Regions from separate parts of the Homo sapiens genome. Here regions 1 and 3 are each linked to region 2. Evidence: read pairs that join two places in POLR2A ChIA-PET (ENCODE). Cell type or tissue: CD4-positive, alpha-beta T cell. All regions are shown on one strand.

Region 1 (4,000 bases), 450 kb after region 2:
GGCTGGGAGGCTAGACCAGTCTCTCTTTTCACGTTTTTCTGCCTGCTTATATTCTAGCCGTGCTGGCTAGAATATTAGATGGTGTCCACCCAGATTAAGAGTGGGTCTGCCTTTCCCAGCCCACTGACTCAAATGTTAATCTCCTTTGACAACGTACTCACAGACACACTCAGAATCAATACTTTGCATCCTTCAATCCAATCAAGTTGACACTTAGTATTAACCATCACAGCAGGCATTTGATACTTCAGAACACAGCTTTGGTACACCCTGGATTGGAAATTGTGGTTATATGTTAGTACCTAGTACATCTAATGCCCTGTGATAGATTCTGTGATTGTAATAGTGAATAACTAAAATACATCAGAGTATTCAAAGCTAAGTATTTTATCATCATTTTATATAATAACAAAAGCTATCTCAAATTTTCTTGTGAAAATTAAATAGAATGAGCTGTGTATTCTGGGACATAGTAAATGCCCAATAAATGGAGCTTCAAAAACATCACCATATGCAATGTGTAAATCTTAAATAGATCCTGACTTAAAAAATAAAAACTATAATGAACATCCTTGGGACAGTTATGAAAACTTGGATTTGAGTTGGATATTCAACATTAGGGCATTATTGTTAGCTGTCTTATGTGTGACAATGACATTGAGGTTGTGAAGGAGAATATACATGCTCTTAAATCATGCATGAGCAAGTATTTATGGGTGAAGTGTCATGACGGTTGCAACTTATTTTCAATGGTTCAGAAATATAGTGAGATAAAGAAGAATGTTACTAGTAGTTAAATGTAGGTTGTTGGTTTATGGGTACTCTTAATCTATTCTTTCAACTTTTCTGGATATTTGAAAACTCTCAGAATAAAAAAACTGAGGGAGAAAAAGAAATTGTGGTTTAGACTTGAAGTTCAATTGGGACTTCCTGTCTTTGAATTTAAATTTTAGATCTGTATACCCAGGTATGCTGAGGTCTTCAGAGAAAATTGGTGGTGGAGAGTGGTGGGTAGCAGGGAGAGAGAAAGAAAGAAAGAGGGAGAGAGAGAGAAAAAGAGAGAATACCTTGATTCAGATTTATGATTTTGCAGTACAGAAGTTGAGAGCCGTGTATACCTTTGGAGGTGTCAGAATACCAAGTGAGAGCTGCATTTAACACAGAGACCCTGCCTGCTAGTAAAATATAGTTTAATAAATTCGAGTTCTCACTAATTCGATTAATAAAAAGTCTCTTTTTGGGAAAATGGGAGCTGGTGGAGCATTTGTAAACCTACTCCCCCAATAGGAAGAAGGAAGAATTATTTTTCACTGAGTTCACATTGCTAGTGAGGAGAAAGGGAAAAGGCATCACATGCCAGCCTGTGCCTTTTCCCTACCCCTCATGCAGGAGTGAGTGGGACTCTATTTGCAGATGGCCTAGGAACGTAGGCAATCCTCAGATATGGTAGACCTTGTGAGTTTGGTCAAGGAGTTTGGATATAAACCTCTGAAGATTTCTAAAGAGCATAGTTGCAGGATAATATGTGCATTTTAAAATCATCATTCTGGTGTGGTAACAAATATTTGTCAGAAGAGCAAGAGACCAAATTAAGATTCTGTTATAAAAATTTAAGGAAGAGACAACAGTGGCTTGCTCTGGGATAGAGGCGGTGGGACAGGAGAAAGGTGAATGTCTGAGAGGTCCTCAGGAGGTGATTGGATGTGAGTGGGATGAGTCAGAGAGAGGAGTCACAAGACACTTCTGTGGTTCCAGCTTGAGCAGCTGGGTGGATTGTGTTGGGACAATAGCTGGGGAGCTGTTTTGGAAAGCAGGAAAGTTATGGGATAGTCAGAGACATCTCAGGTTTTAATTAACTCTGAGTCACCCAAATGAAGTTGCCTTAACATTGCTGGATACATGGGTATGGATTTCAGGAGGAAAGACTATACTGGAGCTAGGGATTTGGGAGATGTTAGCATATACATAGTAAATGCATTCAGGGACTGAGGGGTTTTTCTGAGAAGCACGATTTTTAGTGCTAAAACCAGGAGCATCCTGACAAACCAAGACGAATTGGCCACCCTACTCATAAGTAAATGTGCTAGTGAGGAAGGCATACGAAAGAGATGAGGAGAAGATATTCCAGAGATATATTCTCAAATATGAGGCAGCAAACAAGGGGAGCTTTACTAACAGTCAACAGAGTCCTGTCCCTAATGGGGCATGAATCTCTATATGCCCAGAGAAATGCCTGTCCATGTGCCCACTAAATGCCTGATTATTGTAATTAATCTTTTATTTGCTCACATGAAAACGTCAATACTTCACTCAAAACCATTAGATTTAGGGTCTTCATTGTCTAGAGAACAGTGTTCAAATTTCTTGTTTGAACACTTACGTTTCTCAGCAAATATAATGTGGATTTTGCTTCTTCATTTCCCCTTCATAATCCCAGCTCTCCAGCTACATGGATTAATTTTTCATGCTTGGAGTATCTATTTTCCATTCATCATTTATCTGTAGAACTTTGGAAAGGCCCTCCCTGCCTCCAAAGTGCCAGCATTATTTGTCCATCTCAATGTCACCTCCTTCGTAAGACCTTCCTCATCTCATCATGCTCTTAGCATCCCCTCAACAAGCATTCATGATGCTCCCGTTGTTCAGGCTCTGTGCAAAGGTCTGTAGATAAATATATAACTAAGGGACAAGCGTTGTCTTTAAGAGGAAGCTTTGGGTTTCACCTTCCTTCTTGGTGCCCCCAGAGCACTTACTTTTTATGTACCATCTGCTCTGCATTTTAGCTGCTTTGGCATTTGTCCAAAGGAAGAAGGTGCTTTGGACAGAAGGCTGGACTCGGGAGCCAGGGCACCTGGTTCACCCCCTGCTCTGCTGCCGCCCCTCCATTAGTTGCCCAATGTCTTTTTTTTCTTTTTTCTTTTTTTTTTTTTTTTGGTTTTTGAGATGGAGTCTCTCTCTGTTGCCCAGGCGGGAGTGCATTTTTCATGTGATCTCGGCTCACTACAACCTGTGCTTCCTGGGTTCAAGCAATTCTCCTGCCTCAGTGTCCCGAGTACATGGGATTACAGTCACCTGCCACCATGCCTGGCTAATTTTTTTTTTGTATTTTTAGTAGAGGCAGAGTTTCATCACATTGTCCAGGTTGGTCTCCAACTCCTGCCCTCAGGTGATCCACCCTCCTCGGCCTCCCAAAGTGCTGGGATTACAGGCATGAGCCACCGCACCCAGCCTGCCCAATGTCTTAGAGCCTCCGTTATCTCGTTCATATCATAACCTCATAAAGTAGCAGTATGGATCCGATGAAATAATTGATATAAAAATGGCTTCTTTACTGTGAAAAAATGCATATATATGTATATGTCCTCATTTGCTGCTCAACGTCAGAGAGCATGGGTCAGCTTTATACCACACAGCAAACTTGCCTCATCTGTTTCTGGTATAGACTCAAAACTCCATTAATGCCAAGTAACATCTGACGGTGTATGGGTGGAAAGGAGACAGTCTCAGGTGCTGAAAGAAGAGGCGATCAAACTTAATGACAAATTTTGCTGTGTTCTTTATGAATATGCAGAAAGCTTGGGAAATGTCCTTGAATTTATAAAATTAGGTGAAAGGAATGAGATAAGTCTCGACATGTCTGACTTTTCATGCCTATAGGCACCCATTTTTCTGCAGACACATGGGGGCTGTGCATCTTCTTGTTCTGCTGGGTCTTAGAATTGTGGAAATGCAGCCTCCCACAACTCACGGGGCATTGAAGAGACCCTGACTCTCTTCCAATGTTTAGGGAGGAAACTGAGCTCCTGAGAAAGGACTGAAGAATCCAAGCTAGAGAGAGTTAGAGGAACAAAGAGTCTACAAGTTTGAGCTTCAGCTCTCAACAGGGCCTTTCACCTCCCTGCTACCTGGGGGCTCTGTCTTAGCTGTCACAGTGCAGCCAGCACTGTCAATGATCTATCAATTGGCAGCTCTCTTATGTTTTGGTCTGGAGCCACTTTAG
Region 2 (4,000 bases):
TTGCGCCACTTCCCCCCAGCCTGGGCAAGAGAGGGAGAGATGCTGTCTCTATACAAAGAAAACAAGAAAAGAAAGAAATGATACTGGACCTTGCACAATGCTTTTATGGGAAAGATGATGCATCTTGATGGAAAACAAATATAGGAGTATTTAATATGTGCCAATTGGTTTGCATATGTACAAAGCCAATCACCAAAACCATAAAACCAGCAATAATGAAGAATTTACCAAGATCCCATAGCTAGAGGAGAACACAGGGTCAGAATTTAAGCTCAGGTTTTTCTCACCTCAAAGTTCTGCTCTGAGGACAGGAGTGGTGCTAGGAGAATAATGCAGGCTTTACCCTGTCCCTAAGGTGCAGGGTCAATAGTCCAAATTGCAGTGTCTGAGGGATGTGGTAGAGTTTAGCCTGATTCAGGCTCTATTAGCCCTCAATGGACCTAGGGTATGAGGGCAGATACTAGTAGGCAGAATGGATGTTGTAATACAGGTGCATAAAAAGCTTGGGCTTCCAGGAGTTTGGTGCCTTTGAGAAGCTCAAGGCTGTGTAGACCTTGCCAGGGATGAGCTTCAGGTTTTGGAGTAAACTTCACTGAAAAGACCAAGGCACATGGAAAAGTATTTGGAGAAACAGGTGTGGTCTGTGGTGTGAAGGAACAGATCAATGCTAAAACTCCGTCTCTTAGTCAGTGAAACTAAGTTGCCTTCTCCACGGTCGTCTAAGGAATTGGCCAGACCTAAACTTACAGGACAGCCTAAAGCTCACAGGGTGGGAGTCATGTAATTCACATGGAAACTCTGGGAGGCGGTAGAATCACTTAGTTCCTGGTTAATGGAAAGGGAGACTGAGGATCATGGAAGTGATATAATTTTTCCAAGTTCATAAAGCTTATACATGTGGAAGTGTGGGTTTGATCCAATGTTCTTTGCTCTTCTGCTTGAGTTATTTGCCCTATTCCAGAGATGGGAAAAGGAATTCCAGGAGACAGCATGTGAAAAAGCTGAGGACTTGGAAGGGTGGCTGGTCAAAATATTCATTTGACAGGATCAGATAAATGGATTTTTGTGTGGAAAAAATGAAAGAGGAAGAAACACCAAACACTGCCATTGCTTAAGAACTTCTCCAAGTGCTCTAAAACTGGAGATGTGTCTAGTCCTTTATGGTAAAATATAGGCTGTCTGGGCTTCCATCTCCCCATATTGGAAGTAATGCTTAGGGAAGCTTGGTCTTGGGAGCCAGATGAATTTGGTTTCAAATTTGAGTTCCACTATTTACTAGCCTCTCTAGACTCAGTTTCTTCATCTACAGGGAGAATCATAAAGTCTACCTTGTGTGGATTGGGATCAATATAAAGAAATCACTTAGCCCTTCTTGGTGCCCATGAAATGATAGTTGCCATTTTTTACCATCATGACCCTCTATTTAGGAGGAGCAAAGAACATCTAGGAGATGATAGAGGGTCATGATGAGTTCTAGCATCTAGGAGATCACAACAACTAAGGGCTCCAAAAGGGAGAGAGAGATGAAGAGGAAACAGGGGAGACAAAAAAGCAGTATTTCAAGGAGACAAGAGGAATCTATTTTCACTTGTCATTTGCATGCGTGGAAGGATGAACACCCCAGAGGGTTTCTGCTGCTCCTGGCTAGGCGTTGCCGCTACTGGCCTGCAGAGGATGTGGGCATACCCTCAGTGCAACAAAACAAAACAAGTTCCCTTTCCTTTGGACCGTGATTAAAGCCACTGTGGGTGTGCTTTGCATGTACAAAGCGTATTTTCAATTGAGATCTTCAATCAGCATCTCATACAATTTGAGAAGCAGCCTTAAGCCTACTGCTAAGCTTGCTCAGGACTTGGCAGGGAGTGAATTCAATGCCAGCTCTACATACGGCGTCTACAGCTACGATTTCAGCCAGGGCTTTGGAATCTTCAGGTTTGGTGGAGCTGTCTTCTCCAGGGAGAGGCTCCTAGTGGCCCATAATCTGGATCTTTGCAGCTGAGTTAAGAGAAAAAATATTAGTATCATAATCTGCCAAGGAGTTTGCGGCCAAATGCCAGCTCTGACTGCTATTCATTCATGCACTTGATAGACATTTGCTGAGTGCCTACTGTGTCCCGGGTCCTGAGCCAAGTGCTGAAGGTTCAAATATAGTATTAAAAATAGCAAAATGTAGCTGCCATTTATTGAGTACCCAGTATGTGCCAGGCCCTGTGCTAGGCAATAATAACGTGAAGTGAGAACCAAGAATAGTGATAATTTTCACCACTTTTTAGTCATTTTCAGCTGGGTACTCAAGTTTTGCTCCTGTGTTTACCCCTCACACAGCTTTGAGAGGACGAATCCTAGTTAGGAATTGGTTACCATTTGCTATCCCTCAAAAACCTTTAATTACTTGTCACTTTTCCGTGAAAAAGTCATTAAAAATTTATATTTATTTCAGACGAGATGGGGCACATTCAGGGTGGTCTGGCTGTAGACTAAAAATTTGTATTTATTTCAAATAATAAGTATTCTTCAACAGTCATAATCTACCACTTCTCTTCTGGGATGTCTTCTAACTGAGAGAACCTTGAGCAGTCGCTGGGGCTTCCCATGCTATCCCAGTATCGGCCATGTGTCCGTGCGGCACGGGCAGATGGTTTTCCGGTCAGGTGTAACTGAAATGTATTTTCTCAACACAGTCTGGCAGGCAATGCAGTCTCCACAAATGCATATCACATCTCATAAAGAAACCATGCATATTGCATGAGCTCCAAATGTAGAAACAGATACTCATAAAATACAAGCCTCAAAATAAAACCGAAACATTTCAAAACAACAGCAGTTGCAACGCCACCAATTTATTTATTTAATTTTTTTTTTTTTCAACAAGATCGTGAAACAAATCCCCACAGTCCCTGAGCAGAATCTGAAAATCCCAACAGCCCTGGTGAGGGTTTGAAATGGGTCCTTCTTGTAGGTGGGGGAAGCAATAGACTGACAGACTCAGATAGCAGTTTTGTTGAGCAAAATGTCTTTTCCTGATCTGGAAGCTGGCAAAGATGAAAGCAAAATCAAATAGCAGTTTTTCCAGAATGGAGTCAGAAGGTCCTATTTTTGCAGATCCCATTTCTGAATGGTTTGAAGTCTTGGTAGCTGGGGCTACCTGCCCTGGTTTGGTCGTTTTCACTCTCAGTTTTGAGGTGACACAGGGCAGGGGTCTTGTTCTGTTTCCTCCCAGGTGCCTAGTGCAGTGCCCAGGACCTATGGCTCAGTGAACATCTGTTGGATGCTTTTCCCAGCCCTGTCCCCAGCTGTTCACTCTAATTCCATTCCCTCCTTTCCCGTTTTGGAGCACGTATTGCTATGCGAGTGAGAGTGACATTATGATGGGGATAACCTTTAATGTGCTCTAATTTATGAAAAAAGTAACATTTAAAAAGTTGGTACTTTATTATTAGTGCTGTGGACATCTGTTGATTTTGGATTTTTAGCATTCCTTTCCTCTTACAGTAACAACCACCTCCTTTCTGTTGGGAAATTGGCATTCCTTTCTTCTTGCCCCAGGGAGCATGGGTTGCTCTCCCCTTTACATGTTCTTTGCATCCCACACAGATTAGGCAGTTTCTGCAACATTGTAAATCACAATTTTTTTGTTTTGTTTTGAGATGGAGTCTCATTCTGTCGCCCAGGCTGGAGTGCAGTGACACGATCTTGGCTCACTGCAAGCTCCACCTCCTGGGTTCATGCCATTCTCCTGCCTCAGCCTCCCCCGAGTAGCTGGGACTACAGGTGCCCGCCACCATGCCCAGCTAATTTGTTTTATTTTTAGTACTGATGGGGTTTCACCATGTTAGCCAGGACAGTCTCGATCTCCTGACCTTGTGATCTGCCCGTCTCAGCCTCCCAAAGTGCTGGGATTACAGGCATGAGCCACCACGCCTGGACGTAACTCATTAATTTATTTGCCATTCTTTCTACTCCCTGGTCTATGTGCTTATTCAAGGTGAAAATGGTGTGT
Region 3 (4,000 bases), 660 kb after region 2:
TCTGAATTTCAATTTTGTCTCTACCCAACAAAAGTAACTCGTTCTTGTTGAATCTCAGTTTTTCTTGTCTATAAAATGGGGTTAATCCTCCCTGTATTTCACCGTTACCAAAAGGAAGATATGAGGTAGTGGTTGCAAAGTGCTTGTCATAAACTTAATGTAGAAAAATGTATTACCTCCTGGAACCTTCCTTCTTTGCTCCTCCCTAGGGAGTGAGATGGAATCAATAAGATGGCCAGGCCAGATATTTGGAGCCTGTGGCAAAAGTTAAATCCATCATACTGATTCACTCTATTTATTTAAAATCTTGATGGGTTTTTCATCAGAGTTTTTTGCCTTAATATTTATTTTTTAAAATATTGTATGAAAATATTTGTCTTGATTACTGATTTTTTTTTAGCTCCCCCTTTCAATTTTTGCACCTGAGACAAGTGCCTGGCTCTCCATACCCTAGTTGGGATCCTGGATACCTAACTAATCAAGAAAGCCTCCTTTGGCCCGAGCACAAAGCTAACCAGGATTCTTTCATAATATCACAAACTCCAAGAGTCCCTGTACCCCAGATGCTGGCAGGCTGTGGATGGAACACTTTGGTCTGCAATGCAGAATGATTCTCTCATCATCTGGGGACGTAGGGCTTTTCTTATAGCATCAGGGTAAAACTTTTTTCTTTTTTTTTTTTTTGTCTGAGATGACCTAGCAAGGGTCCCTGGTTGGAAGGGAGATGAGCTTCCTACAATGGGATGTTTTCCCAGTCTTATGTGTGCTTTGTCTGTTTCCCTGAGGAATTTTAGTGAACTTAGAGAAAAGGAACATGTTAGCAGCACGTGGGGCTGGCCTGGAAGAGAGGCTCTGCCAGGCCCTGATGAATCCCCATTTTCTGGCTGAGAATCCTTGCCATGCCTTCTGTATGTCATACCCGTATGTTGAGGTTTGTGCCTCTCCCATCAGGCTGAGAGCAGCCAGAAGACACGAGATCATAGCACATCCTTAACTTTCTTGCCTTGCACAGGCTCAGTGAGGAGAAAGAGGCAAGGGGAGAAAGAGAGAGGAGAGGGGAGGTGTTAATTAGGATTCTCCAGAATGACAGAACTATTAATAATAGGATATATGTATATATGAAAGGGAGTTTATTAAGGAGAATTGACTCACACTATCACAAGGTAAAGGAAGTCCCATGATAGATCCTCGGCAAGCTGAGGAGGTAGGAAACCAGTGGTGGCTCAGTCTGAGTCCAAAAGCCTCAGAAGTAGGGAAGCCTTCAGTCTGTGGCCAAAGGCCCGAGAGCCCCTGGCAAACCACTGGTGCAAGTCCAAGAGTCCAAAGGTTGAAGAACCTGCAGTCTGATGTCCAAGGGCAGGAAGCATCTAGCACGAGAGAATGATGAAGGACGGAAGACTCAGAAAACCAGCTTATTCCACCTTATTCTGTCTGCTTTGTTTTAGCCACGCGGGGCTGGCAGCCAATTGGATGGTGCCCACGTACATAGAGTGTGGGTCTTCCTCTCTCAGTCCACTGACTCAAATGTTAATCTCCTCTGGCACCCTCACAGACACACCCCAAAACAATACTTTTCCAGTTATCTAGGCATCCTTCAAACTAATCAAGTTGGCATCTAGTATTAACCATCACAGGAGGAGAAAGAGAAGTTTAACTAATGTGTTTATATTAATATTGGCCGTGGTGGTGGTAAGAGCCTACACTCACTGCCAACCAGACAGAAAGTGAGCACTTTACCTGTGGACCATCTAAACCTGACAATCACTCTATGAGGTCTGTACTATTATTGTGTCATTTTAAAGAAGCCAAAAGTAAGATTTAAGGATATTATAGAGTTTACCTAAGGCCATACAGCTACTGAACTTCAGAGGAAGTACTCAGGCAAATGCTTGGCCTATTTAATGATAGTTGGTTGACTTTTGCATTCAGCTTTTTTCTAGATGTGGTTTCCCCAGGGTCTGTCAGAGATCACACCTTGGAGTCACTGAGCAGCTGTGCCATTTAGAAAGCTGTTTACTTCCTGGAGTCAAAATCCTGTCTAACTCACATTTGTTAGTAAGCTCTTTTATTGAATCATGTGAAATTTGAATGATATCAAATTTCATATTGTCCAGAGTATAGAAATTATAGTTTTTAACTGCCTAAATGAAAAAATATGAAATCTGTTATTTGTCTACATTTTTGTATTTTATTAACCACAAAAGCAGGTGTAAATATTTGTAATGAGAATGTGGAGATATGGGTGAGCCAGATTGTTTATTCCATCCATAGTCTACTGAGTAGATTACTTTACATAGAGCTGAGACTCCATGCTACACTTGCTCTACTACAGTCCACCTGAGGATCCAGGACTCACAAATCAGAAACCACTATCCTACAGATGTCACCTTTTTGTTCAGACATGCTTTCCTGTTTAGCGATGGCTAATGTTGCATTCACATCAAATTCCATGCACAGGGCCCTGATGCATGATCCAAAAATTGTCTTAGATTTAGAATGCTATTTGGACACAGAAGGTAATAAAAAGTGGAGCAAAGGGGACAAAAGGAGAAAGTGCAGGGGGAGAGAACAGGGAGTGGCAGGAAGGAGAACTGTATCATACAAAGATTGCAGGATTTTCCACTAGAATGACCAGGTTTGTGTTCACGGGCTAGTAAATTCCTTGAGACGCAGGTTTCTTCTACTGAGGCTAATAACAAAACCTCTTTTAAGGAGTTGTTGTTTGGATTAAATAAGACAAAATGCATAAGGGTGTTTGTTAAATTGGCAAGCCTGGTACACATATTAATTCTCTTCAACCTTAATCTGAGTTCTCAGGGTCATCCAAGGCCAAGTTGATGATTGATTTGGTGCCCAAATTGGATGGAATCTCAATGCATCGGTGTTCAGATATTGGTCTACTTGTTACATGCCTGATTTTCCCACACTAAAGGTTATATTGTAAAAGCTGAAGGGAATCTTAAGTGATAATTTGATTTTGCCTATTTTCTTCATAAGGAAGGTATTATTATCTCCATTCCATCCAAGAGCAACGATGGTCAGGGAAGTTAAATACCATTCAAGGCCTCTGAAGCTTGTGAAACCAGGGGTGGTCTGGACCCAGGTCTGTCTGCTCCTTTGAGGTCTGTGTGCTAGGTGTGGGAACGCGCACTAGATTTACCAGAACACCCTTCAAATGGAATCATTTACAGTAACCTAGCACTCTACATAATATGTAAATTTGTAGCACTTCCTGGACTAGCTGCTTCATTTTACCTGTTTTTACTTTTTTTATTAGCTGCTCAGCAATACTTAACAGGACGGTAGGCAATTTGCAACACTCAGAAAATTCCCATATGTTGGGTTTCCCACCCTACTCTAAGAACAACAACAAAATTTTCTTGTATCTCATTTCACTTGTGAGCACACAAGAGCTATTTTCCTGTATGAGAAGAAGAGTTACAAAACCAGGGCCTAGAAAGAAGTGGTGCTAATATTACTATTTCTTCTGTATTTATACCCTGGTCTTTTCCCAGTGGACAATTTATCCAGAGACAAAAACACATCCCCAGCCTAGCCATGGTAAAGTAAGCAAGTGAGCAAACAAACAAGCAAAAAGGCATAGGTCACTCAAGTGGAAAGTCCTGCAATTTTTGTATGATACAGTTCTCCTTCCTGCCACTCCCTATTGTCTCCCCTGCACTTTCTCCTTGTGTCCCTTTTCCTCCTCTATGACCTACTGTGTCCAAATAGCATTCTAAATCGAAGACAATGATTGGATCATGCATTGGGGCCCTGTGAGTAGAATTGCATGTAAATACAACATCAACCACTGCAAAACAGGGAAGTACATCTGCATAAAAAGGTGACATCTAAAAGGTGACCTTTTAATAGGTACTACTAAAAAATACCTTGTAAATAAGCAGCTGCTTCTCCAACACGAGCTGTTAAAAAAATTGAGAATGGAAATCACCATTATGGAAGGATTTTACGTGGGCCATTCAATCCAAAGGTTCAGTCA

Evidence for each region. ChIA-PET counts read pairs that join two places held together with the same protein. Peaks named below come from ENCODE experiments on the same cell type or tissue, not always from the same donor. Only the 100,000 strongest peaks of a DNase experiment are listed, where the experiment ranks them.
Region 1: POLR2A ChIA-PET joins it to region 2 with 5 read pairs; 3 of 35 experiments call an interaction of 5 or more read pairs at or near these places.
Region 3: POLR2A ChIA-PET joins it to region 2 with 8 read pairs; 6 of 35 experiments call an interaction of 5 or more read pairs at or near these places.

The regions. Positions count from the first base shown.
Region 1 is chr2:12,497,138-12,501,137 of GRCh38, forward strand. The region is part of intron 4 of MIR3681HG (MIR3681 host gene); the gene reads left to right. Among named protein-coding and RNA genes, the nearest start is that of TRIB2, 220 kb to the right of the region's middle. In CD4-positive, alpha-beta T cell, no CTCF peak of the experiment used is centred here; no DNase peak of the experiment used is centred here; H3K27ac peaks cover 2,526 bases.
Region 2 is chr2:12,043,311-12,047,310 of GRCh38, forward strand. All of the region lies in intron 2 of MIR3681HG (MIR3681 host gene), which reads left to right. Among named protein-coding and RNA genes, the nearest start is that of MIR3681HG, 38 kb to the left of the region's middle. RefSeq lists an enhancer at 3,089-3,198. In CD4-positive, alpha-beta T cell, CTCF peaks have their summits at 1,640 and 1,872; a DNase peak (open chromatin) is centred at 1,691.
Region 3 is chr2:12,707,374-12,711,373 of GRCh38, forward strand. LOC124905974 (a long non-coding RNA gene) reads right to left here. Exons shown (of 2, transcript XR_007086222.1): 1 at 1,153-4,000. Among named protein-coding and RNA genes, the nearest start is that of TRIB2, 7.6 kb to the right of the region's middle. In CD4-positive, alpha-beta T cell, no CTCF peak of the experiment used is centred here; a DNase peak (open chromatin) is centred at 1,958; H3K27ac peaks cover 2,728 bases.